3 separate regions of the Homo sapiens genome follow, and all the other regions are linked to region 2. Evidence: read pairs that join two places in POLR2A ChIA-PET (ENCODE). Cell type or tissue: MCF 10A. All regions are shown on one strand. Each heading gives the region's core, and the rest is flanking DNA. Links, peaks and the distances in the headings are about the cores only. Region 1 has its middle 11 kb from the start of ZMAT3. Region 2 overlaps ZMAT3 (zinc finger matrin-type 3). Region 3 overlaps PIK3CA-DT (PIK3CA divergent transcript).

Region 1 (8,400 bases), core at 1,669-6,668, 55 kb after region 2:
ACATTTTCATGTCTTTCCTTATTTAATTTTTGCAGTTATTTTTTGAGAATTGTCTGATTTTGTCCTTTATTTTTCTTCTGGAGACTAATCTCATTTATTATGCAGTATACACTTTTGAGAACATCAACCCATTGTCTCTTTATGTTAAGAGTAGTTCTCCTAGTTTTTTGTTTACTTGCTCTCTCTCATGCACTCTCTCTCTGTCTCTCTCTCTCTCTCTCTCTATATATATATATATATATTTTTTTTTTTTTTTTGAGACAGAGTCTTGCTTTGTCACCCAGGCTGGAGTGCAGTGGCGCTATCTCGGCTCACTACAACCTCCGCCCCCTCCCCCTACCCCCAGGGTTCAAACGATTCTCCTGCCTCAGCCTCCTGAGTAGCTGAGATTACAGGCACCCACCACCACACTCAGCTAATTTTTTGTATTTTTAGTAGAGACGGGGTTTCACCATGTTGGCCAGGCTGGTCTCAAACTCCTAAGCTCAGATGATCCCCCTGTCCCAGCCCCCAAAGTGCTGGGATGACAGGCATGAGCCACCGCACCCGGCCAATATTTTTTTACTTACAGAAATTTTAGGCCACGCATGGTGGCTTATGCCTGTAGTCCCAGCACTTTGGAGGCCGGGGCAGGAGAAGGCCTTGAGCCCAGGAGTTTGAAACCAGCCTGGGCAATATAGTGACACTTCATCTCTACAAAAAATGAACAAAATTAGGCAGGCATGATGGGATGCACCTGTAGACCTAGACACTCAGGAGGTGACGGAGGGAGGATTGCTTGCACCCAGGAGGTTGAAGCTGCAGTAAACTGAGATTGGGTCACTGCACTCCAGCCTCGGTGACAAAGCAAGACAAGACAAGACAAGAAAGAGAGAGACAGATAAGGAAAGGAAGTTTGACTCATCCTATGGGTCTCGGCTTCTATGACACCTCTTCTGTGAAGTCTATTCTAACCCTAAAGTTGCAGTCACCAGTCCCTCCTGGGTGCATATATGCCAAGTATCCCATACCTCCCTTCGTAGATCTGAGAAAGAAGCCAACATAATACCCTGCTCCTGTGCTGAACAATGTTAAAACCAAACATAGTTTCCCATCTTCTGTTAAATGATTCTGAGACCAGCCATACTTTCCCGTACCTGTGTTTAACAAAACTAGAACAAGCAGAACAAAACTTCGTTACTTGCTTCTGGAAATTTTTGCTCCTAAAAGATCAGAATGTGAACCTATTAAAAGAGCTACTTGTGAAGACGAACTGCTTGCTCTTTTAGAGACCCTTGCCTCACTGAAACTGCCCTCTGGAGGGGCCCACATGGCATGTGACCTTAGAAGTAGATCGTCCAAGTTCCAGTCAAGCCTTTAGATGGCCGCCTCCTGACTTGACTGCAACCTCATGAGAGACCCTGAATCAGAACCATCCAATTAAATCAGTCCCAGAGACCTAACCACAGAGACCATGTGAGGTAATGAATGTTGTTATAAACTGCTAAGCTTAGGGTAATTTTGGGGTTTTTTGTTTTTTGGTTTTTTTTTGGTGGGGGGTTGTTTGTTTTTTGAGACGGTGTCTCGCTCTGTCACCTAGACTGGAGTGCGATGGAGCGATCTCGGCTCACTGCAACCTCCATCTCTGCCTCAGCAGAGGCAATTCCTCTGCCTCAGCCTCCCCAGTAGCTGGGATTACAGGCACCCGCCACCACTTCCAGCTAATTTTTTTGTATTTTTATTAGAGACAGGGTTTCACCATGTTGGCCAGACTGGTCTTGAACTCCTGACCTCGGGCAATCCACCCATCTCGGCCTCCCAAAGTGCTGGGATTACAGGCGTGAGCCACTGTGCCCAGCCAGCTTGGGGTAATTTTTTAGGCGGAGATTAATATAAGTCCCCCTACCTTTTTGTGACTCTTTAAACTATGTATACAGATTACTTCGTTAAAAATGTGTATCTCTCATTCCTAGTTTTTTGTTTGTTTTATTTTTACTTTCCTTGCTTAGTATTTGTTGTTTATACTTCTTGATTAACTTTAGAATCACATTGTCAAATTCCTCAACTTCCATTGCGATTTCAATTGAATTTTGTCAAATCTATACATACATTTGTGGATAAGTTAAAATTTTACACTATTCTCTTTCCTACCACTGTACAATGATTGAAGACTTTCATGCTCTTCACTAACATTTTGTGATTTTCTTCATTGTATGTACAATATTTAATGAAATTCTAAAAAAAAAAGCATTTTCTTTTATGTAATATTTCTGGCATAGAGAAAAATTACCAAAGTCTTGAATTATATTCAAGTGTTTAAAATACTTTATTGTCTACTTGTACTATTGCTAAAATTCTACACTCTTCCTTGTGGACAGGTCTATCAATATACAAGAGAGAAAATGAATATTTTTAATACAATAGCAATCACATTTCTTTTCTGTATCCTGTGAGTTATATGATTATCCAATTTAGGTCTTATGATCTGAAAGCAGTAGAAATAATTAGCAACTTTCCTAAAAACTGTATTCCTTTTCTGATCCAATATTCTTTTCCCTCTCTCAACCTACACAACTTCTCTGCTACTTCTAAAATTACTAGAGTTAACTTTTGTTTTAATTCTGTGTCTCTTATTCAAATTGGTTAGCTTTCATTGTTGCTTTGCCATTGACATCGCTAGTGTGAACTTAATTTTGTATACCCATTATGACAAAGAAAATCAAACCATATTTCCCTTTGACCTTTTACGCTTGCAGTCACAATACTATTTTGAGGAAATGCTTGTTCATTATGCATACATACATTCTTATCTGCATCATTTTGTGTATGTGTTTATCAGTGCTGTCCAACAACGAGAAGAATGATACATTTATTTAATGTTGGAATGTAAGGATACTACAGTAAGAGCCTACTATGCCAGGCACTATACCCTAGCTAGGTACTCTAGCCAGGGCTTTTATACCCTAGCTCATATCATCCTCATGTTGACCTAAAGAAAAAAATGATGCAAATTTAATATAAGTAGAGAGTTTAATTGGGGCAAGTTTGAGGATTGCAACCTGGGAGCAGAGATTCATGTTGCCCTGAATATATGTTCCAATTAGCAGCAGTTACAAGTAGGCTTATAAAGCAGAAGAGGCAGTTCCTAAGTTGTTTACCAAGAATTTACATTACAAAACATGAGAGCCAGTGAAGTGGCTCACATCTATAATCTCAGCTACTCGGGAGGCTGAAGTGGCAGAATCCCTTGAGGCCAAGAGTTTGAAAGCAGCCTGGGCAACATAGCAAGACACCATCTCTAAAAAAAAATTTTAAGCTGTTGTTTGACTATACATTGTTCTTTGTAACACAAATTCCAGAACATTGAGATAGTGAGTGAGGCAGCTAGTCAGGAACAAATGCCTTTAAATAACTGCCCCAGGCACAAGGGGGTTAGCGCATGAATGACTGAAGTCCCATATTCATGTTGTTCTTGGCCTAATAAGTTTTGTACACCTTGCATAGCTCAGACTGCTCTGAGATATTTTTCTTTTCTCAGTCACAATAATTCCAGTGAGGTAGATATTATTTTACTTATTTTAGAGATGATTCTGAAATGTTAGGTTACCGTTCAAAGTTATTCAGCTTACATCTCCCTGTACCTTTGTTTCTACTAGATCAGAGCTTCTCAGACTTGAACATGCATGCGAATCACCTGGCAATCTTTTTAAAGTACAGATAATGTCTCAGTAGTCTGACGTTGGGATTGTGATTCTGCATTTCTAACAAGCTTCCAGGTGATGTCACACTTTGAGTAGCAAAGCATAGATCACAGTGAATTTAAGGCAATGTGACTCATTGGAAGGATTACAAACTTTGGAATTTGAGCATCTGAATTCAAATTTGAATGCAGGTACTTAAGGCCTTCTGACTTAGCATGGAACTTCACTTCCCTAATCTAAAATGCAGAAAATAAGACCAGCTTCATAGGATTGTTAGGTTGAAAAAACAATGTATTTCCAGTACCTGACATGTAGTAGAAGCTCAATATTGATTTGTCTTTCCTTGGGAGATTAGAATGTTGCTATAAATCTTCTAGTTATTCAATATGTATGTTTTTTGTGACAATGACAGAAACACACTCAAATTGATTTGGTCCAAAGGAATGGAAAGACCCTGGAGATTCTCTAGTAGCCCTACTATAGGGAAGGCAGCTGGGAACCTGGAAGTGAGGACTCAGATGCTGCCTGGAGTCTCTCTTGCTCTTTAGGAGTTGTTTCTTTCTTAGGGCAAACAGAGTTCACTCTGCTTCACTGCAGCCTTGGTTCTCCCACAAGGAAGGAAACATGGGTGCCCAGAGTTCCCAAGGCTTTCAGCTCATGACTTCCACCCTCAGGAAAGACCGAATCTCATTCTGTTCCAAACTTAACAACCTTGACCCAGAATTTGCTTGAATAAGAGTAGGTCAGATGTCCATGCCTGGATCCATCATCTCTGGTCAGAGGGACAAGCTCAGAGAAGCAGGTCTTGCTGTGAAGTACCAGCTACTTCAATTGGTCAGCTGGTGACAACTATACTGACTGACATTTAAGTGCTGGAAGGAAAAACTGAACTAGGTGTCAGGAACCTAGGTAGATGTACTGATTATGCCACTCATTTCTGAAATGATTTTGGATAAATCAATAGCTCTGGGCATCATCTTTATTTGCATAATAAATTATTTGGATTAGATTATATCTCAGTCATAGACAAATATAACATTTTATGAATCTCTCTCTCTCTCTCTCTCTCTATATATATATATATATACAGATGATAGAAATGTAGGATTTCTTCAAGTTTAAATGTAAGCTGCTTAAAAAAAATCTACAAAATGGCACATTGCCCTTTAGTATTTTCCAAACTATTGAAGAATGACAGTTATGCCTGACAAAGTCCTAGAGGTCCATACCAGTGCTGATGTTCTTTAATGTCAAGGTGACTTACAAGTTGCATTTGAAAAAAGAGTGCACTTGAAGTTGATAGAACTCTTTATGATTTGTTATAACTCTGGCCTTTACTGTCAAATTAGTTTTTCTTTTCAAGCAAGGCAATCCCACCCTCCCTCTGCTTAACAAAACAAGGGCTTGAAACAACAACCACAGGTAATAGAGGCATGTCTACAGTTGAAGTTTCATCTAGAAACATATGAATAGAGAAAGGTTCATTGGTGTCCAAAAAAGTGGCCATTACTTTAGGGGAATCCATCACCTCATTCATGTATTCATTCATTTAACAAATTCAGTCAAAGCCTGCTTTGTGTCAGGTACTATTCTAGATGCTGGGGATACAGCAGAGAACAAGACAAAGAAATCCCTAAGCTCTTTGTTCTTGCATGCTAATTAAGAAGATAAACAGGAAGTCCTAGCCAGAGCAGACAGGCAAGAGAAAGAAAGAAAAAGCATCCAAATAAAAAAAGAAGTGGTCGAATTAGCTCTCTTCTTTGATGATACGATTCTATACCTAGAAAACCCCTGAAGACTTCACCAAAAGGCTCCTGGAACTGATAAACAACTTCAGTAAAGTTTCAGGATACAAAATTAATGGCATTTATATACAACAGTAATGTTCGAGCTGAGAGTCAAATCAAGAAGAATACAATTTCACTTACAATAGCAACCAAAAAAGGAATAGGAATACCTCTAACCAAGGAAGTGAAAGATCTCTACAAGGAGAACTATGAAACACTGCTGAAATAAATCATAGATGACATAAACTAATTGAAAAACATTCCATATTCATGGATTGAATCAATATTGTTAAAATGGCCATACTGTCCAAAGCAATCTATAGATTCAACACTATTCTTATCAAACTACAAACATCATTTTTTACAGAATTAGAAAAAAACTATTCTAAAATTCATATGGAATCAAAAAAGAGCCCAAATAATCAAAGCAATCCTAAGCAAAAAGAAAAAAGCTGGAGGAATCACATTACCCAACCTCAAACTATATCATAAGGCCATAGTAACCAAAACAGCATGCTACTGGTACAAAAACAGACACATAGACCAATGGAATAGAGTACCTGGAAATAACAGTCAGCTGATCTTTGGCAAACTTGACAAAAATAAGCAATGGGAAAATGACTCCCCATTCAATAAATGGTGCTGGGATACCTGGCTAGCCATATGCAGAGGAATGAAACTGGAACCCTACCTATCACCATACACAAAAGTTAACTAAAGATGGATTCAGGATTAAATGTAAGACCTCCAACTATAAAAATCCTAGAAGAAGATGCTGTTGAGGTTGCGGAGAAAAAGGAACACTTTTACACTGTTGGTGGGAGTGTAAATTAGTACAACCATTGTGCAAGACAATGTAGTGATTCCTCAAAGACCCAGAGGCAGAAATTTGACCCAGCAATCCCCCAGTCAAAGACTATGCTGAGTATTAGTAATTCAGGTAGTGAAAATATACTGTTAATAAGGTTCTCTGACAGAAAAGACAACCCCAGTTCCAAAGATTGGAGGTGAGCAGGAAGACCATCTCACTCTTTTGCAATTTTTTTTTTTTTTTTTTTGAGACAAAGTCTCGCTCCGTCGCCCAGGCTGGAATGCAGTGGCATGATCTCGGCTCACTGAAAGCTCTGCCTCCTGGATTCATGCCATTCTCCTGCCTCAGCCTCCCAAGTAGCTGGGACTACAGGCACCCACCACCACACCTGACTAATTTTTTGTATTTTCAGTAGAGACGGGGTTTCACCGTGTTAGCCAGGATGGTCTCGATCTCCTGACCTCGTGATCCACCCGCCGCCTCGGCCTCCCAAAGTTCTGGGATTACGGGTGTGAGCCACTGCACCCAGCTCTCTTTTACAATTTCTCAGCATCCTGTGGAAAGCAAATAACTGGATTTACCAATGCATCCAGGTTGGTCAGGCACTGGAGAAACAATAAAACTTTACTTTAGAAATGGAGAAGGAAGTCTGTATCTCAAGGAAAATCAAATTTCACCCCAAGCCTGACGTTTGTCATCAAATGGGAAGAATTGCCTTCATAATAAGGCCTTTCAAATGATAAATGGAAAATTTGTACAGTAAACTTTAATAAACATTCAATGTAGTCATGAAAGATTAAAGATTTTAGAAAAACACTTAGATATCCTAATTTATATATCTTGGTCAGCTTCTCTTCAAGTTTATTTAATTGTTTCTATTGTTTAATTTCACTTTTCTTTCGGTTTCCATTTAGTAGGAGAAGATCCACCAGTAATTGAAGATCTTTCTGAAATCAGTTGAAGATCAGTGAAATAGATGACTGTCATGTGTTCTGGAGAATAACTGGGCAAATGAGCACATCCTATTCTCAACAGCATAAATGTACTGAGGCAAACAGGCAACTTTGTTTTATTGGGCTAGTGCAATAACTCAAAATATTATTATATTGCAATTTATTTTCAAAGAAATCATCAGAGACTATAAGATAAACAAAAACCAAAAGAACAAAATGAATATATCACAAGGAAAAGTGTTTGTCTAGAAAGGCAATTTATTAGGAGTCTGGATGTGATTTTTAAAAAAGTCTGTTTCTTGGATTTCTTTATATTTGTATTATAATCATACATTGCAAACTCTGTCAACCATTAATCTTCCCAAACATACCAAAGCTCTGAAAGCCTCAGTTTTTAGAATCACCCCCAAAGATTTACCTTATCAAGGCAATTTCTATATTTAATAAGGTCTTGCTGTGCAAAGGGTATGTAATGTTGTAAAGATAAAGTCATAAATAGAAATGTCATTCTACAAAACAAAGACAACACAAAAAGAATAAAAAGCCATAAGCTGAAAAAAATCTTTGGCATATGTATAATCAATAAAGGATTAGAAATCAGGCTGGGCGTGGTGGCACACGCCTATAATCCCAGTACTTTGAGAGGCTGAGGCTGGTGGATCGCTTGAGCTCAGGAGTTCGAGACTAGCCTGGGCAACATGACGAAACCTCATCTCAACAAAAAATACAAAAATTAGCCAGGTGTGGTGGTGTGCGTCTGTAGTCTCAGCTATTCAGGGGCTGAGGTGAGAGGACTGCTAGAGCCCAGGAGGTCGAGGCTGCAGTGAGCCGTGATCATGCCCCTGCACTCCAGCCCCAATGACAGAGTGAGACCCTGCCTAAAAAAAAGGATTAGAAACCAACAAAAGATTAAAATTATACATGTGTACACAACATACAAGAATTCTTTATAAATATATTTATATTTATAAATATATATTATTGTGAATTAATCAAAAGGATAAAACCCAATAGAAAAATAGGCAAAGGTAATAAAAAGAATTTCAAGGAAAATAAATCTCAAATGGCTAATAAACTTATATAAAGATGTTTAACATAATTATCAGGGGAATGAAGTTTTTAATTAAAATTACAACCTCAATGAGATATCATTTCACACCACCATATCA
Region 2 (7,393 bases), core at 437-5,436:
ACACCATTGACCCTGCAAAAGCGTTATGACCTAAGAAGCACGTTCTTCACACCCACCTCCCCCCGCCCCGCCCCCGGGCCCCCAGGTTTTGACATCTCATGGTACCACTGTGGGTTACATGTATTAACATTAAGCAGAGGAATGTACTCATATCAAAAAGACCACAAAGCAGGGCAAGTTGACAAAAGGCAAACAACAGGCAGGAAAAGCTGCTCTATCTTAATATGATAATCACTATACATATCCCAGATTCTCCATCTCATTCCTGTACCGCTGTTCAGACACCTTGCTCTTATGTTGCTTGCTCTCTAAATGCTGCCGGAATTCCATCTCTTCGCCAGCTCCAACATTACACATTGAGCAGTAAAACTGGCCACTTGGAGTAACACACATGGCCAGATCACGTGGAATTCTCTGCCGAGAGCGGGGATTGAAGTAAGGACCTGCTAAAGCAAGAGATAAAAATAATATATTCAAAATATTCATTAAGTGAATGACAACCTGACCAATTATCACTGTAATTTGTAATTCTAAGTTCAAATTATAAAATTCACAGATTCTTAGCTTTAAGTGAATGTGAAGTTAATGGATTTTTAAAATTACAATTTTACACAGGTTCGATCTAAAAAGATAAAATGATTCCTCCAACCATTGTCAGAAAAATTGCTGTAGAGCCAAACCCAAATTCCAAATGGCTGTGTCTCTAAAAAAGTGAATACGCTTTTAAAAATACTTTAATTTCCAAGCATTATATCAGAAGTCTTATGCTTATGCTAACCCTTTAATCCAAAAATTCTACTTGTAAGAATTATCCTAAGAAAATACTAAGAATTTTCACACTGAGATTTAATAGCAATATGTTTATCTCAGCAGTGATTATAAAAGCAAAAATTTAGGGGGAAGAAGAGATTCAAAAATAGGATTAAAGAAAGTATGGTAATGAATGCAATGGAAAACTATGCCATTGCTAAATATAATAATGCTATAGAAAACTCTTACGCTATTAAGTAAACTATGAATATCCCAAACTAGGATCCCATTTCTATTTTAAAGAAGTCATACATATGAAGAGACTAGAATGAAATCTGCAAAAGTGTTGGTGACATTACTGATCATTTCATTTTCTTCTTTTTACATTACTGACCTCATAAGCTGGACGCTTAGTTCGTTAACTTTATGCTTTTCACTTCCACTATAATAATATATAGGTAATACTTTTCTCAAAATACTGCTTTCACTGCATCCTACAAGTGTTAATATATTTTCATTACTGTTTCACTGTAGGAATTTTTAATTTCCAGTATAATTGTTTCTTTGAACCATGAGTTATTTAGAAGTGTTTTTAAATTGGAAAACAAATGGAAATTTTGTTTGCTTTTCTATTTTTGTTGTTGACATCTCATTTCATTGTACTCTGGTCAGAGAACATAATCTATCCTAAAATTTATTTTTCTGATATTAATACAGCTATCCCAGCTTCTTTCATTTCAGATGGATTTCTTTCATCCAATTTAACATTTTTTGGACTTTGGTAATTTTACATTTATTACAATTATTAATATATGTTTAGACTTTTCTTAATCATAATGAATTGTGCTTTTTTTTTTTTTTTTTTTTTTTTTGAGACAGAGTCTTGCTCTGTCACCCAGACTGGAATGCAGTGGTGTAATCTCAGCTCACTGTAGCCTCCACCTCCCAGGTTCAAGCGATTCTCCTGCCTCAGCCTCCCAAGTAGCTGGGATTACAGGCGTATGCCACCATGCCCAGCTAATTTTGTATTTTCAGTAGACACGGGGTTTCACCGTGTTGGCCAGGCTGGTCTCGAACTCCTGACCTCAGGTGATCCACCTACCTCAGCCTCCCAAAGTGCTGGGATTACACGCACGAGCCACAGGAGCCTGGCCTGAATTGTGCTTTCTATATGTCCTTTTTTTAGTAGGCTTCTCTGGCTTTTCAGTTAGCTCTGTTTTCTATTTGTTTCACTGTTCAAGTAAATGACCTCTGCTGGCATGTGCATGAATCAGAGGCTGAAGTAGAGGGGAGGGTGAGGGACTACTCAGCCCACTCTCCCTACTGAAGACAATCAGAAAATGCAGAATTTATTCCTATAAATCAGTGTTTGTGAACTAAATGTGTATATCAGAAGCATCAAGCAAGCATTTTCAAAACACACATATGTCTGGGTCCTACTCCAAATTTATTCATTGAAAATCTCTAAGTCATGGTTCAGGCATTTTGTAAAAGCTCCTTGGGTAATTCTGTTTCACTAGCCTGGTTAAAAAACACTGCTTTAGAATCTTTTCTTTAACATGGTACAACTTTAAACCAAGTAGCCCATTTTTATCATGTCTTTTACATTTCTCAGCTGGAAATATAAACAAACATAAGGGGACAAAGATAAGAGATCCTAAAACACAGACTATAGTGTAAAACCAAAATAAATAATATATTATTTACAACAATAAAGTAAATAAATGAGACCTGAAATACACACCAGCCTGAAAGGCCGCCACTAGACTAATTCAATAAAACACTGACTAACTCCAAATTCTCAGGGCTATCTATTATCATTAAAAGAAATAAAAACAAAGGAGACTAGGTACAGAATGTACCCAAGGTATGTGGAAACAGACAAGATACCTGAATTATTCTGTACTGTATACATATTTCTCCTGTTAGGCATCATCTTAAACTCATTCCCTTCTTTCCTGGCCCGCCGTTGACCCAGCTCTGAGGATTCCCTGGAGAAAAGAAGTTTAAAAAAGAGTGAGTCTTCTAAACAAGAATCCCTTTCTACTCTTTTTCTTTAAAGACAGTCAATCTCACATAACACTTTGGCCTCAGAGAAAATGGCAATACCTACGAGAATGAGTTACTCTGAGCTTCCGCCAGCCGCAGCCTCTTGGCATGATTCTTCCCTTGATAGTGAGCCTGAGCCACAGCTGGGGAACTGAAGGAGGCATCACAGAGCTTACAGTAATCATTCTCCGTGGCCAGGATCACTCGGCCTCCTGGCTTAAAGGAGCCCATCTGACATCAAAGACACAAGAAGAAACAAAGTTAAAAAAAATACAGAGTTTCCTCCTTCTCCTCAAAGGTCTTTCTAAGAGCTGAAAAACAACCAAAGGATATGGCATGACCACAAGCATTAAGCTTCATCAAGAAAATAATTCAATCCAGGAAAACAAAAAGGCTGGGAGATACTTAATCATGGTTTTGCATTATAATCACTTAGGTACCAAATTAGTGAATGGCTAGTTGCTGTCGCCACTGAAGACATTTTTTAAGAGTTTAAAAACCTTAGATTTAGGACAGTAAGTCATGGGTAAAATAGGTAAGGCCTAAAATCACATTACGGGAAACAGTAAAGTCTGCAGAATCCATCGATAAGCATTTAGTGACTGTTAACTCTTTATCAGGGTTGCTGTCTAGTCCAGGAGGGATACATAGTCATATATTTTTTTAAAAAGAGCCCCTGTCCACAAAGAGTCTACAAACTAGCTACAGATATAATCCGGAAAAAAATTAAAAATAAGTAGCAAATCCAGACAACTGTAGTCAGGTTGTGGAATAACATGTTAAAGAGAGCCTAACAGATTGCCCAGAAGATAGTAGGCATTCAGTAAGTATTAGGTTAACAAAAAAAATGACACACTAGGTTTTGGCCAGAAGAGAATAATATAGTACATGATAAAGATTCTGGAAACCACATATATCAGCAACAGTTGCAGAAAACAGCATCATTTCACTTGGAAGGGAAGTTTTTTCTGGGGTATGCTCTGAAGAAAGGCTTAGGCTGCCTGCCCGGGAGGGTGGAGCCCACTGAAAACAGCCCCCACTGGGGGTAGCTATTCAATTCTAGAGCAGCCTTCAGAAACCAGTGACAGGAAAACTATGCAGCTTGAAGATCTCTCTGGGTATCTTCTTGTTCTCTGATTTGGTTTTTTATATATCTCATTTTCCCCACAAATCCATGAGAAGGAAGAACAGCCAGAATTGCTACCCACACTTTTAAATACTAAAAACTAACACTCAGAAAAGTAAAATGATACAAACTGGTTAAAAGCAAAGGTCTAAGATCAAAAGAAATTCTTGGGCTGGACACGGTGGCTCATGCCTGTAGTCCCAGCACTTTGGGAGGCCGAGGCAGGTGGATCACCTGAGGTCAGGAGTTCAAGACCAGCCTGGCCAACATGACAAAACCCTGTCTCTACTAAAATAACAAAAATTAGCTGGGCATGGTGGCAGGCACCTGTAATCCCAGCTACTCAGGAGGCTGAGGCAAGAGAATTGCTTGAAACCCAGGAGGCGGAGGTTGCAGTGAGCCCAGCACACCATTGCACTCCAGCCTGGGCAACAAGAGCAAAACTCCATCTCAAAAAAAAAAAAAAAGAAAGAAATTCTTGCTCCACCACTTTACAAAACCTGTAACACCATGGAAAGTTACTTAGCTCATCTAAGCTTCTAATAAACTTCAGTGAGGCTGAAACTGCTGACCTATGGACACCAATTTGAGTAATATGGCCAATACCTCTAAGTCGCTGCAAGCATTAAATGACGTCAGGGCCTGGGACTAAAATGAAGCAAGTGAGACACTTGCCTTGGGCTCAGAATTTAATGGAGCATCAAAAAAAACTCAGCAATCAAGATTAATAATACTTTCATGGAATTTTTTTAATTACATTTTCTTTTTATTTTTTTGAGATAGTCTCGCTCTGTCACCCAGACTGGAATGCAGTGGCACAATCTTGGCTCACTGCAACCTCCACCTCCCGGGTTCAAGTGATTCTTGTGCCTCACCCTCCCAAGTACCTGAGACTACAGGCACACACCACCACACCCAGCTTAAAAAATTAAATTTAATGCAAAAAATTAAGGATGAATAAAATACCAAAATTTTACATTCAGAATCAGTAACAACACTGCCACACCAAGTCATATTGCAGCCTGGGGCAAAAGGAAAATCAGTAATACTTATTTTAAGTTTTTAATGTTTTGTTCACCACTATTTTAAATCAATTTTACATTTCTAAAATATTGTATTAAATATCTATCTTTATTACTGAGTTTTTTGGCTCCTTCTTAAATTTTATGCCCAAGTTTAGTGCATCCATCACCTCACCATAGTCCCAGCCCTGACTGAAACAACGTATGAAACATGCTCAGCACAGTGCCTGGCACGATATGTACTCTATTATAACTATTATTATTTATGACCACTGTATTGTTTTTATGGACATATAACACTTCAAAGACAGATTAAGAGTAGACTCCATGTTTCAGAGGCTACTAAGGTACAGGAATATCTTGCCTAAAGCACCTGTTCTATCTTCCAAAGAGCAGAAGAACTTGGTTTTCAAGTCTGTTTCATGATAGCAAGGTTCAAAACATGTTTACACAGGCTCTCTGAATAGAGGTAAGTAATAAGCAATCTCAAACACCTAATTTTGCAACTGGAAGGCAAAATCTGAAATAAATGGGATGAACTGCAATAAAGGAACACATGTTTGAAAATCTCTCTTTTCATTTTGGGGTTAGCCTAGACATTCAGGATCATTTAGCCCAGAATTTCTTTTTTTTTTTTTTTTTTGAGATGGAGTCTCGCACTGTTGCCCAGGCTGGAGTGCAGTGGTGCAATCTCAGCTCACTGCAAGCTCCGCCTCCCGGGTTCGCACCTTTCTCCTGCCTCAGCCTCCCGAGCAGCTGGGACTACAGGTGCCCGCCACCACGCCTGGCTAATTTTCTGTATTTTTAATTGGGACAGGGTTTCACCGTGTTAGCCATGATGGTCTCGATCTCTTGACCTCGTGATTCGCCCGTCTCGGCCTCCCAAAGTGCTGGGATTACAGGCATGAGTGACCGCACCTGGCCTATTTAGCCCAGAATTTTAAGAAATGTATAAAGACTCACGTAACAATAGCCTGCATTAAATCCAGCACTGTAGTTCAAGGAGTTAAAAGTACCAAGCAGCATCTTTCAGGATTATTTTCCCAACTGTACCCTAATGGACACATGGACGACAAATGTCATCTATAACCATTTGTGCATATTACAGCTTCCACCCTAATGCTGCTTCACCCTGACACACATGTCTCACCTGCGGAGGGACTGGAACAACTGGAGTAGCTGCAGGCTCGACCACATTGCTCATTCTAGCAGGAGGAGGACAGCTATTTGCTGCATAGTAATTTCGGAGTTTCTTACCATGATTTTTACCCTAGAAATAAAAATAAAATGAGTACAGCAGTCCACCCTTATCTGCAGTTTCAGCAATTTCAGTTAGCTATGGTCAACTGTGGTCCAAAAATATTAAGATATTTTGAGAGAGAGACCACATTCACATAATTTCCATGACAGTATATTTTTATAATTGTTCTTTTTTCTAATTAATTATTGTTGTTATTCTCTTACTAGCCCAATTTATAAATTAAACTTTCTCCTGGGTTATGTATGTACAGGAAAAAAAAAAAACGCATATAGAAGAGTTCAGAAATATCACGGTTTTAGGCTTCTACTAGAGGTCTTGATATCTCCTATGGATAAAAAAAAATGAAAACTGTAATCACCATGAGAAAGTGTGTCAAACTGAGTTAATCAATGTATTTACTTAATCACTTAAAAAAAAAAAGAAAAAAACACAATACTAACTACATTTTATTCCTTCACACATACACAACCCTGGGGGTAAACAGACTACTATAGTGCTAGATTTGATTGCTAGATCTTGAAGTAAAAGAGCCTACTCTTTGGCTCTAACAGAACAATTAAATTTTTCTGGGAAAGACAAGAGAACACAGCCAAAGGAAATTAATTTCCTGTATGTTTCTTAAAAAGTATCACATTGGCTGGGTGCGGTGGCTCATGCCTGTATCTCAGCACTTTGGGAGGCCAAGGAGGGTGGATGACCTGAGGTCAGGAGTTCGAGACCAGCCTGACCAACATGGTGAAACCCCATCTCTACTAAAAATACAAAAATTAGCTGAGCATGGTGGCACATGCCTGTAATCCCAGCTACTCGGGAGGCTGAGGCAGGAGAACCACTTTAACCTGGGAGGCGGAGGTTGCAGTGAGCGGAAATCACACCACTGCACTCCAGCCTGGGTGACAAAGTTAGATTCTGTCTCAAATAAAAAAAAAAAAAACTCTCCCTCTCCCTCCCCCTCCCCCTCCCCCTCCCCCTCCTCCTCCCCCTCCCCCTCCTCCTCCCCCTCCTCCTCCCCCTCCCCCTCCTCCTCCCCCTCCCCCTCCACACAGCCTCCCTCTGATGCTGATCCGAGGCTGGACTGCTTGCCGCCATCTCGGCTCACTGCAACCTCCCTGCCTGATTCTCCTGCCTCAGCCTGCCGAGTGCCTGCGATTGCAGGTGTGCGCCGCCACGCCTGACTGGTTTTCG
Region 3 (8,400 bases), core at 1,628-6,627, 110 kb after region 2:
ATACCCTTTATTTCCTTCTCCTGCCTAATTGCCCTGGCCAGAACTTCCAACACTATGTTGAATAGGAGTGGTGAGAGAGGGCATCCCTGTCTTGTGCCAGTTTTCAAAGGGAATGCTTCCAGTTTTTGCTCATTCAGTATGATATTGGCTGTGGGTTTGTCACAGATAGCTCTTATTATTTTGAGATATGTCCCATCAATACCTAATTTATTGAGAGTTTTTAGCATGAAGGGTTGTTGAATTTTGTCAAAGGCCTTTTCTGCATCTATTGTGATAATCATGTGGTTTTTGTCTTTGGTTCTGTTTATATGCTGGATTACATTTATTGATTTGCATATATTGAACCAGCCTTGCATCCCAGGGATGAAGCCCACTTGATCATGGTGGATAAGCTTTTTGATGTGCTGCTGGATTCGGTTTGCCAGTATTTTATTGAGGATTTTTGCATCAATGTTCATCAAGGATATTGGTCTAAAATTCTCTTTTTTGGTTGTGTCTCTGCCTGGCTTTGGTATCAGGATGATGCTGGCCTCATAAAATGAGTTAGGGAGGATTCCCTCTTTTTCTATTGATTGGAATAGTTTCAAAGGAATGATACCAGTTCCTCCTTGTACCTCTGGTAGAATTCGGCTGTGAATCCATCTGGTCCTGGACTCTTTTTGGTTGGTAAGCTATTGATTATTGCCACAATTTCAGATCCTGTTATTGGTCTATTCAGAGATTCAACTTCTTCCTGGTTTAGTCTTGGGAGAGTGTATGTGTCGAGGAATTTATCCATTTCTTCTAGATTTTCTAGTTTATTTGCGTAGAGGTGTTCGTAGTAATCTCTGATGGTAGTTTGTATTTCTGTGGGATCCATGATGATATCCCCTTTATCATTTTTTATTGTGTCTATTCTTCTCTCTTTTTTTCTTTATTAGTCTTGCTAGCAGTCTATCAATTTTGTTGATCCTTTCAAAACACCAACTCCTGGATTCATTAATTTTTAAGGGTTTTTTGTGTCTCTATTTCCATCAGTTCTGCTCTGATTTTAGTTATTTCTTGCCTTCTGCTAGCTTTTGAATGTGTTTGCTCTTGCTTTTCTAGTTCTTTTAATTGTGATGGTAGGGTGTCAATTTTGGATCTTTCCTGCTTTCTCTTGTGGGCATTTAGTGCTATAAATTTCCCTCTACACACTGCTTTGAATGTGTCCCAGAGATTCTGGTATGTTGTGTCTTTGTTCTCGTTGGTTTCAAAGAACATCTTTATTTCTGCCTTCATTGCGTTATGTACCCAGTAGTCATTCAGGAGCAGGTTGTTCAGTTTCCATTTAGTTGAGTGGTTTTGAGTGAGTTTCTTAATCCTGAGTTCTAGTTTGATTGCACTGTGGTCTGAGAGATAGTTTGTTATAATTTCTGTTCTTTTACATTTGCTGAGGAGAGCTTTACTTCCAACTATGTGGTCAATTTTGGAATAGGTGTGGTGTGGTGCTGAAAAAAATGTATATTCTGTTGATTTGGGGTGGAGAGTTCTGTAGATGTCTATTAGGTCCGCTTGGTGCAGAGCTGAGTTCAATTCCTGGGTATCCTTGTTAACTTTCTGTCTCGTTGATCTGTCTAATGTTGACAGTGGGGTGTTAAAGTCTCCCATTATTAATGTGTGGGAGTCTAAGTCTCTTTGTTGGTCACTCAGGACTTGCTTTATGAATCTGGGTGCTCCTGTATTGGGTGCATATATATTTAGGATTGTTAGCTCTTCTTGTTGAATTGATCCCTTTACCATTATGTAATGGCCTTGTCTCTTTTGATCTTTGTTGATTTAAAGTCTGTTTTATCAGAGACTAGGATTGCAACCCCTGCCTTTTTTTGTTTTCCATTTGCTTGGTAGATCTTCCTCCATCCTTTTATTTTGAGCCTATGTGTGTCTCTGCACGTGAGATGGGTTTCCTGAATACAGCACACTGATGGGTCTTGACTCTTTATCCAATTTGCCAGTCTGTGTCTTTTAATTGGAGCATTTAGTCCATTTACATTTAAAGTTAATATTGTTATGTGTGAATTTGATCCTGTCATTATGATGTTAGCTTGTTATTTTGCTCGTTAGTTGATGCAGTTTCTTCCTAGTCTCGATGGTCTTTACATTTTGGCATGATTTTGCAGCCGCTGGTACCGGTTGTTCCTTTCCATGTTTAGCGCTTCCTTCAGGAGCTCTTTTAGGGCAGGCCTGGTGGTGACAAAATCTCTCAGCATTTGCTTGTCTGTAAAGTATTTTATTTCTCCTTCACTTATGAAGCTTAGTTTGGCTGGATATGAAATTCTGGGTTGAAAATTCTTTTCTTTAAGAATGTTGAATACTGGCCCCCACTCTCTTCTGGCTTGTAGAATTTCTGCCGAGAGATCCGCCATTAGTCTGATGGGCTTCCCTTTGTGGGTAACCCGACCTTTCTGTCTGGCTGCCCTTAACATTTTTTCCTTCATTTCAACTTTGGTGAATCTGACAATTATGTGTCTTGGAGTTGCTCTTCTTGAGGAGTATCTCTGTGGCGTTCTCTGTATTTCCTGAATCTGAATGTTGGCCTGCCTTGCTAGATTGGGGAAGTTCTCCTGGATAATATCCTGCAGAGTGTTTTCCAACTTGGTTCCATTCTCCCCGTCACTTTCAGCTACACCAATCAGACATAGATTTGGTCTTTTCACATAGTCCCATATTTCTTGGAGGCTTTGTTTGTTTTTTTTTATTCTTTTTCTCTAAACTTCCCTTCTCACTTCATTTCATTCATTTCATCTTCCACTGCTGATACCCTTTCTTCCAGTTGATCGCATCGGCTCCTGAGGCTTCTGCATTCTTCACGTAGTTCTCGAGCCTTGGCTTTCAGCTCCATCAGCTCCTTTAAGCACTTCTCTGTATTGGTTATTCTAGTTATACATTCGTCTAAATTTTTTTCAAAGTTTTTAACTTCTTTGCCTTTGGTTTGAATTTCCTCCTGTAGCTTGTAGTTTGATCGTCTGAAGCCTTCTTCTCTCAACTCGTCAAAGTCATTCTCTGTCCAGCTTTGTTCCATTGCTGGTGAGGAACTGCATTCCTTTGGAGGAGGAGATGTGCTCTGCTTTTTAGAGTTTCCAGTTTTTCTGCTCTGTTTTTTCCCCATCTTTGTGGTTTTATCTACTTTTGGTCTTTGATGATGGTGATGTACAGATGGGTTTTTGGTGTGGACATCCTTTCTGTTTGTTAGTTTTCCTTCTAACAGACAGGATCCTCAGCTGCAGGTCTGTTGGAGTTTGCTAGAGGTCCACTCCAGACCCTGTTTGCCTGGGTATCCACAGCGGTGTTTGCAGAACAGCGGTTTTTCATGAACTGCGAATACTGCTGTCTGATCGTTCCTCTGGAAATTTTTGTCTCAGAGGAGTACCTGGCCATGTGAAGTGTCAGTGTGCCCCTACTGGGGGGTGCCTCCCAGTTAGGCTGCTCAGGGGTCAGGGGTCAGGGACCCACTTGAGGAGGCAGTCTGCCCGTTCTCAGATCTCCAGCTGCGTGCTGGGAGAACCACTGCTCTCCTCAAAGCTGTCAGACAGGGACATTTAAGTCTGCAGAGGTTACTGCTGTCTTTTTGTTTGTCTGTGCCCTGCCCCCAGAGGCGGAGCCTACAGAGGCAGGCAGGCCTCCTTGAGCTGTGGCAGGCTCCATCCAGTTCCAGCTTCCCGGCTGCTTTGTTTACCTAAGCAAGCCTGGGCAATGGCAGGCGCCCCTCCCCTAGCCTCACGGCCGCCTTGCAGTTTGATCTCAGACTGCTGTGCTAGCAATCAGCGAGACTCCGTGGGTGTAGGACCCTCCGAGCCATGTGCGGGATATAATCTCCTGGTGCACTGTTTTTTAAGCCCGTCAGAAAAGCGCAGTATTCGGGTGGGAGTGACCCGATTTTCCAGGTGCCATCTGTCACCCCTTTCTTTGACTAGGAAAGGGAACTCCCTGACCCCTTGTGCTTCCCGAGTGAGGCAATGCCTCGCCCTGCTTGGGCTCGCGCACGGTGCGCTGCACCCACTGACCTGCGCCCACTGTCTGGCACTCCCTAGTGAGACGAACCCGGTACCTCAGATGGAAATGCAGAAATCACCCATCTTCTGTGTCGCTCACGCTGGGAGCTGTAGACCAGAGCCGTTCCTATTTGGCCATCTTGGCTCCTCTCCCAAAAGCTGATTTTTTAAAAGATAAACAAAATCAATAAACTTCTGGCTGGACTAACCAAGAAAAAAAGTGAAATGACTCAAACAAAACCAGAAACAAAAAAGTTCACATTAAAACCTAGTAGAAATAGATAAATTCCTGGATGCATACAACCTACCAAGATTGAATCGGGAAGAAATAGAATACCTGAACAGGCCAATAATAAGTAATGATGTTAAATCAGTAACAAAAAGTCTTCCAACAAACAAAAACCAAGGACCAGATGTCTGCCAAATTCTACTAAACTTTCAATGAAAAACTAACATGAATTCTTTTCAAACTATTCAAAAAAATGGAAGAAGAGGGAATTCTCCCTGACTCATTCTATAAGGCCAGCATTACCCTGATATCAAAAACAGACAAGGACCCAACATCAAAAACTACAGGCCAATATCCCTGATGAACACAGACACAAAAATCCTCAACAAGATACTAGCAAACCAAATCCAACGACACATCAAAAAGATTATACACCATGATCAAGTGTCATATATCCCATGGTTGCGAGGATAATTCAACATATTCAAATCAATAAATGTGATACATCACATTAACAGAATGATGGACAAAAACCATATGATCATCTCAATTGATGCAGAAAAAGCACTTAATAAAATTCAACATCCTTCATGTTAAAAAAAAAAAACTCTCAACAAACTAGGCATACAAGTAACATACCACAACATAATAAAGGCTATATATCACAAACCCACAACTAACATCATGCTGAATGGGGAAAAGCTGAATGCCTTTCCTATAAGATCTGGAATGGAACAGGAAAGGATGCCCACTTTCACCACTGTATACTAGTCAACATAGTGCTGGAAGTCCTAGCCAGAGCAATCAGACAAGAGAAAGGCGGAAAAGAAAAAGCATCTAAATTGGAAAAGAGGAAGTGAAACTATCCCTCTTTGCAGATGACATGATCTTATATTTAGAAAAACCTAAAGTCTCCACCAAAAAACTATTAGATCTGATTAACAAATTCAGTAAAGTTGCAGAATACAAAATCAACATATAAAAATCAGTAGCATTTCTCTACACTAATAATGAACTAGCTGAAATAGAAATCAAGAAGGAAATCCCATTTATAATACCTACCAAAAAGTAAACTACATAGAAATAACCAAAGTGGGAAAAAAGCTCTCCAAGGAAAGCTACAAAACAGTGATGACAGAAATTGAAGTGGGCACAAACAAATGAAAGGACATCTCATGCTTGTGGATTGGAGGAATTAATACTGTTAAAATGACCACACTACCCAAAGTAACCTACAGATCCCATGAAATTTCTCTCAAAATACCAATGCCATTTTTCACAGAAATAGAAAAAATAATTCTAAAATTTATATGGAAACAAAAACGAGGCCAAATAATCAAAGCAATCTTAAGCAGAAAGAACAAAACTAGAGGCATCATACTACCTGACTTCAAACAGTTACAAGGATATAGTAACCCAAATAAAAATATATTTGAATAAATATAGACATATAAATTAATAGAACAGAATAGAGAACCTAAATATAAATCCACATTTTTTTTACAGCTTACTGATTTTTGACAAAGTCACCAAGAACATACATGGGAGAAAGGACACTTTCTTCAATAAATGGTTCTGCAAAAATTGAATATCCATATGCAGAATAAGGTAGATATTCCATTATATACTAAAATAAACTCAAAGTAGATTAAAGACTTAAAAGAAATATCTGAAAATATAACACTACTAGAAGAAAACACACAGGAAGCACTTCGGGACACTGGTCTAGTCAAATATCTTATGGCTAGGACCTGAAAAGCACAGGCAACAAAAATGAAAACAGAAAAATGGGACTATATTAAACTAAAAAGCTTCTGCACAGCAAAGAAAACAATCAGCAGAGTGAAGAAACAACCGTTGAATAGGAGAAAACATCTGCAAACTATTCATCTGACCAGAAACTATTATCCAGAATATACAAGGAACTCAAACAACTCAACAGCAAAAAGAAAAAAAAAAAAAAAAAGAAACAAAAAAAAATGCCATTTAAAAGTGGAGAAAGGACACGAGTAGACAATTCTCAAAAGACATACAAATGGCTAACGAGTATATAAAAAATACTCAGCATTACCAGTCATCAAGGAAATGCAAATCAAAAATCATGAGATATCATCTTGCCCCAGTTAGAATGGCTATTATTAAAAAGACAAAAAATAACAGATGCTGGCAAGGATTCAGAGAAAAGGGAACTCTTCATAGTGTTGGTGGGAATGTAAATTAGTACAGCCATTATGAAAAGCAGTATGGATATATCTCAAAAAACTAAAACTAGAACCACCATATGATCCAGCAATACCACTACAGGGTATTTATCCAAAGGAAAAGAAATTGGTATGTCAAAGGGATACCTGCACTCCCATGTTTATTGCAGCATTATTCACAATAGGAAAAATATGGAACCAACCTAAGTATCTATCTACCAATTGATGAATAGATGAAGAAAATGTGATCATATATATATATATATATATATATATATATATATGAATACTATTCAGCTATAAAAAGAATGAAATCTTGTCATTTGCAGCAACATAGACAGAACTGGAGGTCATTATGCTAAGTGAAATAAGCCAGGCACAGAGAGACAAATATTGCATGTTCTCACCCATACATGGGAGCTAAAACACTAATCTCATAGAGGTAGAGAGTAGAATGATGGTTACCAGAGACTGGGAAGGGTATGTGTGTTGTGGGCAGAGGATGAAGGAAGATTGGTTAATTGGTACAAACATACAGTTAGATAGAAGAAATAAGTTCTAACGTCCGATAGCAGAGTAGGTGACTATAGTTCACAACAACGTATATTTCAAAATAGCTAGATGAGAGGACTCGAAATGTTCCCAAAACATTGAAATGACACATACTTGAGGTGAGGGATATCGTGAATATCCCTACTTGATCATTACACAGTCTATGCAACTAACAAAATATCACATATGCCCCATAAATATGTGCAAATATTATGTATCAATAAAAATATTTTTAAAGTTAAAAATATATAGTTCATAAGATAGCTCAAATAAACTAATACAAATTTTACTTGTGGATAATACTCTGTGTTTAAAAGATACTATTTGCAAATAATCTATTGCTTCACTCCAAATAAATTGAAAACTATTAGATTTAATTATACTTTGAGATGATACATACTTCTTAATTGTTGAGGGATGTAGATTTTCTTTTCATTGCTAGTGCTTGTCTCTGTAACACATGACACTAGGTGATGTCTGGTGCCACACTTCCATTTGTAATAAAGACCTGTTCCTTTTCTAACAAGCAGCACACATATCAACATGTTTCCCATTCAATTTGAGTCCTTCTATAAATCTAGCACTTTTAATAATGTTTAAGTGCTACGAAAACAGTTTGGTCTCATGGAACTTACTTTCTTGTGCCATGACTCATATAAAGAAACAATAAAACATTTAACCATAGTTTCAAAGTCCTACCTCCAGTATGGTAGGACAAGCCCACTATAGCCTAATTCTCCCTCTAAAGCTCTAGATAAAATGAAATAACTACCTGAGGACTCTGAAAAGTAAATAAAAGTCAGTCAGTCATGGAAGGTAGTCAAAAATGTTGAGGTGCTACCTCCAACAGGTAAGTCTCCCAGGTCTTTGTTTTTCTATCTCATGGCTTTTCCCCCAAGGAAAGGCCCTAGTCACAGAACTGTGCAGAAGAGTAGCAGCATGAGTGGCTAAAACTGCAATAAAAACCTATCTTTCTAGACAGAGGAACCAGGAAAAGAGGCCTCAGAAGGCCAGAATGTGTGGTAATTTCCAGAGAGGAGAGAGCTGGAAAGGGGGATCATCTAAGTCTGTATATGAGCCTATGCAAGACTTGGGCTTATCCCTGAGCTTCGTAAAGGTTGCACAGATCAAAAGAAGCATAGCAAAGGTTTTAAAACCTGAACTAAAATTTAAACTACAAAAGGTGGCTGACTAGAAGCAGCTAGTGTGCACTGCTCTCATGGAGAGGAGACAGAGTGGTAAGTAAACATCAGCTCTTCAACTGAATCATCCAGGAGGACATTCGAGGATTCATCAAGGAAGCAATGCAACCCATGGAGAACAGAGAGGAGTGAGACAGGATAGCTGCTCACCCAGGATTGGTGTGGAGCCAAGGGAGACTCCCCAATCAATGTGGGGAAATGGTGAG

Evidence for each region. Peaks named below come from ENCODE experiments on the same cell type or tissue, not always from the same donor. Only the 100,000 strongest peaks of a DNase experiment are listed, where the experiment ranks them.
Region 1: POLR2A ChIA-PET joins it to region 2 with 7 read pairs; 15 of 35 experiments call an interaction of 5 or more read pairs at or near these places.
Region 3: POLR2A ChIA-PET joins it to region 2 with 6 read pairs; 14 of 35 experiments call an interaction of 5 or more read pairs at or near these places.

Annotation. Positions count from the first base shown.
Region 1 is chr3:179,078,844-179,087,243 of GRCh38, forward strand. No RefSeq gene overlaps it. Among named protein-coding and RNA genes, the nearest start is that of ZMAT3, 11 kb to the left of the region's middle. In MCF 10A, for the core only: no CTCF peak of the experiment used is centred there; no DNase peak of the experiment used is centred there.
Region 2 is chr3:179,024,783-179,032,175 of GRCh38, forward strand. It overlaps ZMAT3 (zinc finger matrin-type 3), which reads right to left. Exons shown (of 6, transcript NM_022470.4): 3 at 6,098-6,217; 4 at 2,864-3,030; 5 at 2,641-2,741; 6 at 1-446. The coding sequence ends at 235. Among named protein-coding and RNA genes, the nearest start is that of ZMAT3, 43 kb to the right of the region's middle. In MCF 10A, for the core only: no CTCF peak of the experiment used is centred there; a DNase peak (open chromatin) is centred at 2,929.
Region 3 is chr3:179,128,703-179,137,102 of GRCh38, forward strand. It overlaps PIK3CA-DT (PIK3CA divergent transcript), which reads right to left. Exons shown (of 3, transcript NR_125401.1): 2 at 4,067-4,169. Among named protein-coding and RNA genes, the nearest start is that of PIK3CA-DT, 15 kb to the right of the region's middle. In MCF 10A, for the core only: no CTCF peak of the experiment used is centred there; a DNase peak (open chromatin) is centred at 3,695.